Regions from separate parts of the Homo sapiens genome. Here region 1 is linked to region 2. A link is an interaction called in ENCODE POLR2A ChIA-PET data of the cell type or tissue named here. Cell type or tissue: B cell. All regions are shown on one strand. Region 1 overlaps ANKRD11 (ankyrin repeat domain containing 11). Region 2 overlaps ANKRD11 (ankyrin repeat domain containing 11).

Region 1 (2,500 bases), 92 kb before region 2:
GGCTTCCCCTCTCAACCCCATGCTGCCTGAGGCTGGTGGGTCGAGCCACCTGTGGGCTGTGTCCATGACTGTCTGTTGGTGCTGAGAGGACTCCTGATTCTTCACAATCATGTGCCGGGCTAGCAGCTTATGTGATGCAGCGTTTGCTCTGAGAGTTTCCTGTAGTTTGGAATTTTAGTTATAAGTTTGCCATAGTTCTGAGTCTCTTGCATTCTTTCACCCTATTTTAGTTTTATAATCTTGCTCCTTTCTGTGCCCTATAATATAAAGATGTGTTGTTGTTTTGCTTTTTTAAGAGACAAGTCTTGCTTTGTTGACCAGGCTGGAGTGCAGTCATGGCTTACTGCAGCCTCAACTCTTGGACTGAAATGATGCCCCTTCCTCAGCCTTCCGAGTAGCTGGGACTCCAGACGCATGTCACCACACCCGCCTAATTTTTTTATTTTTACTTTTTTAGAGGTGGGCTTGCTCTGTTGCCCAGATTGGCCTCAAACTTATGGCCTCAAGTCATCTTCCTGCCTCAGCCTCTTGAGTAGCTGTGATTAAAGGCACGTGCTGTCGTGCTCACCTAAAGAAGTGTTTTGAAATCCCTTCCCGGGGAGGCAGCAGGGCTTTTATGTAAGTGGTCTCTGGTCTTTGTCTGTTTGGTGGTGTACTTTTTTTTTTTAAGCTACTGTCATTGCCCAGTCGTAGTTGAGCGTGTGTCCAGTTGCTTTATGTGTGGGCTTCCTGGGGGTGCCCTCCCAGAGCGCGGGGCCTCGCTTACTGAGAAACTTCCTCGGGACTTGGGTTCCCCGCTCTGCCCTCACCTGCGTGTGCTCTGCTGCTTCCTATCCTCAGACAGATGAGCTCCTCCATGTTCTTCCACGCGGTGCTGGGGCCAGTCAGGAGGGGCCGGTCAGGAGGGGGGAGCAGGCCACACAGGATTGCTCACAACATGTGCGTGGCTGGTGTGAGTGAGTGCGCATCAGATACTTCCTGTCAGTGCCCGTAAAGCAGAAGAGAGGGAGCGGATCAGGCCCTAGGGAGTGCGGGGTCCACCTGCCAACAGGAAGTTTCTCTGTAGTGTTTTACCTGAAAGCACGAGGGCACGTCACGCTGAGAGGTTGATGATGTGTCCACGTGCAGTGATGACAGCAGCGTTCCAGGCCACCCGCCACCACGCAGTTGAGCGAGGCAGTGCCCATGTGGAGCCTGGTGTTTGATGGTGGGGCTGAGGTGACTGGCCTTGCTCTAGAGCTGGAGCCCAGGCGGAAAAGAGGTCTCCACTGGCAGGCTAGGTTGCCTGCTTTGTTGGGAGTGGCGCAGTGCTGGCCCTGATGGGGCTCCTTCCCCCGGGAGAGCCTGGAGGGTCTGCAGGCCCCACCCCGCCCACCTCCTCCCGCAGTGCCGCCCCCCCAACCTCATTCCGCAGAACCCCCACCTCACCTCATCCCACAGAGCTGTCCCCTCACCTCACCCTGCAGATACCCCCTATCTCACCCCACAGAGCCCCTGCCCCCTCTCCTAACCTCGCAGAGCCACCTCACCTCCTCCCGCAGAACCACCCCCTTCACCTCACCCTGCAGTGCTGCCCCCCCCACCCACAGCTCACTCAAGGCTTGAACTCCCAGGCTCAACCAATCCTCCCACCTCAGCCTCCCGAGTAGCTGGGACTCTGCTGGTGTGCGGCACCATACGCAGCAATTTTTAAATGTTTTTCTAGAGGCGGGGTCTCCCTGTCATTCCCAGGATGCTCTTGAACTCTTGGAGTCAACCGATCTTCCCGCCTCGGCTTCCTCATGTGTTAGGTACAGGCTGAGCTACTACCTAAATTTAAATTGATGTGCCTACCGATTTAAATAAGCGCTCAATCCCAGATACCTTATTGTGGCTGGCTAAGGTTAGGAGTTCATGTGAACTGTACATTAGTATCGCTGAGACAAGCCTCGTTCTTTCTACAAAGAACTGGCGTACGTCACGTGTAGGCACCCAGATATAATTGGTTCCACATTTCGCCTGCCTTTGTTGGAAGGGCTGTGCTTTCATGCAGTGAACTGTAGGTCGTCCTCCTTACTCTAAAAGTTACACAGATTCAGTGCCTTATGGAAAAGTCAGGATTTCCATTAAAGAGGTCCATGGACAGAGAGTGAAACTTGGTGTGGGGGTCTTTCGGGGCTGCCGTGATAAATCACCACAGACCAGGAGCTTTCACAGCAAGGATCTGTTCTCCCACGGCTCTGAGACCAAGCTGTCTGCAGGGCCGGTTCCTTCTGCGGTGCTGGAGGGGTGGGGGCGGGCATCTGCTCCAGGCCTCTCTCCAGGTTCTGGGGGATGGGGGAGTCTCTGGTGTGCCCGGCGGGTTCTGGGGGATGGGGGAGTCTCTGGTGCGCCCGGGCTTGTAGACGCATCACCACGATCTCCGCCTCCCTCTTCACCCAGCGTTCTCCCTGCGTGCACAGCTCAGTGTCCACGTCTGCCCTTTGTAGAAGGAAGCTAGTTCTGTGGGGTGAGGGCCCAC
Region 2 (2,500 bases):
AGGCATGGGCTGCAGTGAGCTGAGATCGCATCACCGCACTCCAGCCTGGGTGACAGAGTGAGAATCTGTGTCGGGGAAGAAAAAAGAAGTGGAAGTCCTTCCCTGTGTTCCTGATTTTCATTATTAGAATAAAGCAAAAACTTCCCACTTTAAGAAAGAAAAAGCCAAGAAAATCCCCTTGGCTCTGGGTCCTTAGACAGTGTTGTATAGGGTGCTCTGAGCAGCCTCCATGTCTTCACTCTTGCCCAACTCCCAAGATAGAGGTCCATTCTATTTAATATTTTCTTCTAGAACTCGTGCTCTCTTTTAAAATCCTATCTTTGGCAAACGAAGGTCACAGAAGTTTTTCCTGTGTTCTGTAAGTTTGATAGTTTTAGTTCTTAGATGTAGGTCTATGATCCATTTCTAGTTAATTTTTGTATGTGGTGTGAGGTAAGCATAGATTTTCATGTTTTGTATGTGGTGTGAGGTAAGCATAGAGGTTCATGTTTTGTATATGGTGTGAGGTAAGCGTAGAGGTTCATGTTTTGTATGTGGTGTGAGGTAAACATAGAGGTTCTTGTTTTCTATCTAGATAGACAGTTGTTGTGTTAGTACTATACTGATACCAAAGCCAGACAAAGGTACTACAGGATAAGAAAACTACAGACCAATGGCCCTCATGAACACAAACATACAAATTTTAAAAAGAATTTTAGCAAATTGAATTCATCAGCTTATAAAATAAAATGAATAATGTACCATGACCAACCAAGTAGGGTTGATTCCAAGAATTCAAGGTTGAACCTCCAATATCAATCAGTTCAAGTTGTTATAAGACTGAAAACACCATGTGATCATACCAACTAATGCAGCAAAAACATTTGACAAAAGTTAACACACATTCATTATTTTAAAAAAAATTCTGCAAACTAGGAATAGAGAGGAATTTCCTCAACCTGACAGAGAGCATCTGTGAAAACCTGCAACTGACATCATATTTAATGTCAAAGACTGAATTCTTTCCACCTAAAATTGAGAACAGACAAAGAAACACTGGCCATCTCCACTGCAGTCAGCATCGTCCTGCAGACTCCAGGCAGCACGAAAGTCAGACTGAAGAGGAAAGAGGAACACTGTCTTTATTCACAGACATTGATGGAGGAAAGCCCAAGACATCTGCACAAAAGCTACAAGAATCAGTGAGCGTAGCATGGTGTTCCAGTGCAAACCCATTATGCAGAAGTGTATTTCTAAATACTCGTAAATAATAGAGGGCTGAAATTGTAAAAATGTTTGCAGTAGTATAAAAAATACGGATTATTTTGGGGTAAATTTGACCGAAGATGTGCTGCAAAACCTGTACCCTGAAAGCTGCAAAATATTCCTGAGAACTGAGAGAAATTCAGAAACACCTAAATGCAGAGTTATACAATATTCATAGATCAGGAAACCCTCAAAACTGGATGCCATCTCTCTCCACATTGATGTACAGATTCAGTGTAATGCCAGCCAAAATCCCTGTGGGCTTTTTTGGGTAGAAATTCATAAGACGATTCCAAAGTTAATAGGGAAATTGAAAAGACCTAGAATAACCAAAGCCACCTTGAGAAAGAACAGAATTGGAGGATGCAGACAGTGTAGTTTCATTGCTTCCTCTAAAGCTACAGGCATGAGGTAGTGTGCTTCCTCTTGGTAGCAGGACAGACCCATGGGTGAGTGGAACAGAAGAGAGCTCACAGGCAGACCCTGCATGCCACATACAGGCGGACCCCGCACCCCACACACAGGCGGACCCCGCACATAGACAGTTTGGATACCAAGGCAGCTGAGCTGGTGATGGAACTGGAAGGACCGGATGGCACCTCTGTGCTGCAGTCAGTGGACAACACGACTCTCATTCTTACCAGAAAGATTGAGCTCCAGGGGGAGGGTGTCAACTGGACGTGGCCATTTTTCAGTTACTACAACTTTCTCTTTCCTCTGTGTGTGCTTCCCATGAGTGGAAGTCGTGATGTGATAGGGAATCTGCATATGACATGTGCAGAGCCTACCTCGTGTCATAAGGAGGAGAAGCCAGGTGGCCGGCAGGCTGGTGGGGCCCGGCAGGGTCATTGTGCCATGGCTGTCACTATCTGGTGGTCCTTGGGGCATAGTGGGGCCTTACAGGAGGTGCCTGGTAAGGATTGGATTTAATGTTGGAGATATTTGCATTTAGGAAATGAGAACATTCTGTAGCATGTGCACGTGGTTCCTGCTGACAGTCCTCTTGTGCTGGTGAGGAAAGGTTAGAGGGGCCGAAACAGGGCCTGTCCCACCCCAGCTGCCCAGCAGGCTCTGAGCCCAGGTGGATGGGAGCCGCCTTCCTGGTGGCTGTGCCACGCTCCCTGTTGTAGGCAGCTCGGGGCAAGCCTCGTGTCACACAGGCGCCTTGCCCATGTGTGCTTTTCCTTGCGCAGCTCGTTGAGGTGTAAGGAGCTGGGAAGCGAAAAAGAAATTTGTGAACTTTTAAAGTGAACTA

Evidence for each region. ChIA-PET counts read pairs that join two places held together with the same protein. Peaks named below come from ENCODE experiments on the same cell type or tissue, not always from the same donor. Only the 100,000 strongest peaks of a DNase experiment are listed, where the experiment ranks them.
Region 1: POLR2A ChIA-PET joins it to region 2 with 12 read pairs; 8 of 35 experiments call an interaction of 5 or more read pairs at or near these places.

Annotation. Positions count from the first base shown.
Region 1 is chr16:89,401,718-89,404,217 of GRCh38, reverse strand. The region is part of intron 2 of ANKRD11 (ankyrin repeat domain containing 11); the gene reads left to right. All of the region lies in intron 1 of LOC128462377, which reads left to right. Among named protein-coding and RNA genes, the nearest start is that of ANKRD11, 88 kb to the left of the region's middle. RefSeq lists enhancers at 1,829-2,329, 2,330-2,500. In B cell, no CTCF peak of the experiment used is centred here; a DNase peak (open chromatin) is centred at 1,057; H3K27ac peaks cover 1,397 bases.
Region 2 is chr16:89,309,488-89,311,987 of GRCh38, reverse strand. The region is part of intron 3 of ANKRD11 (ankyrin repeat domain containing 11); the gene reads left to right. Among named protein-coding and RNA genes, the nearest start is that of ZNF778, 93 kb to the right of the region's middle. In B cell, no CTCF peak of the experiment used is centred here; no DNase peak of the experiment used is centred here.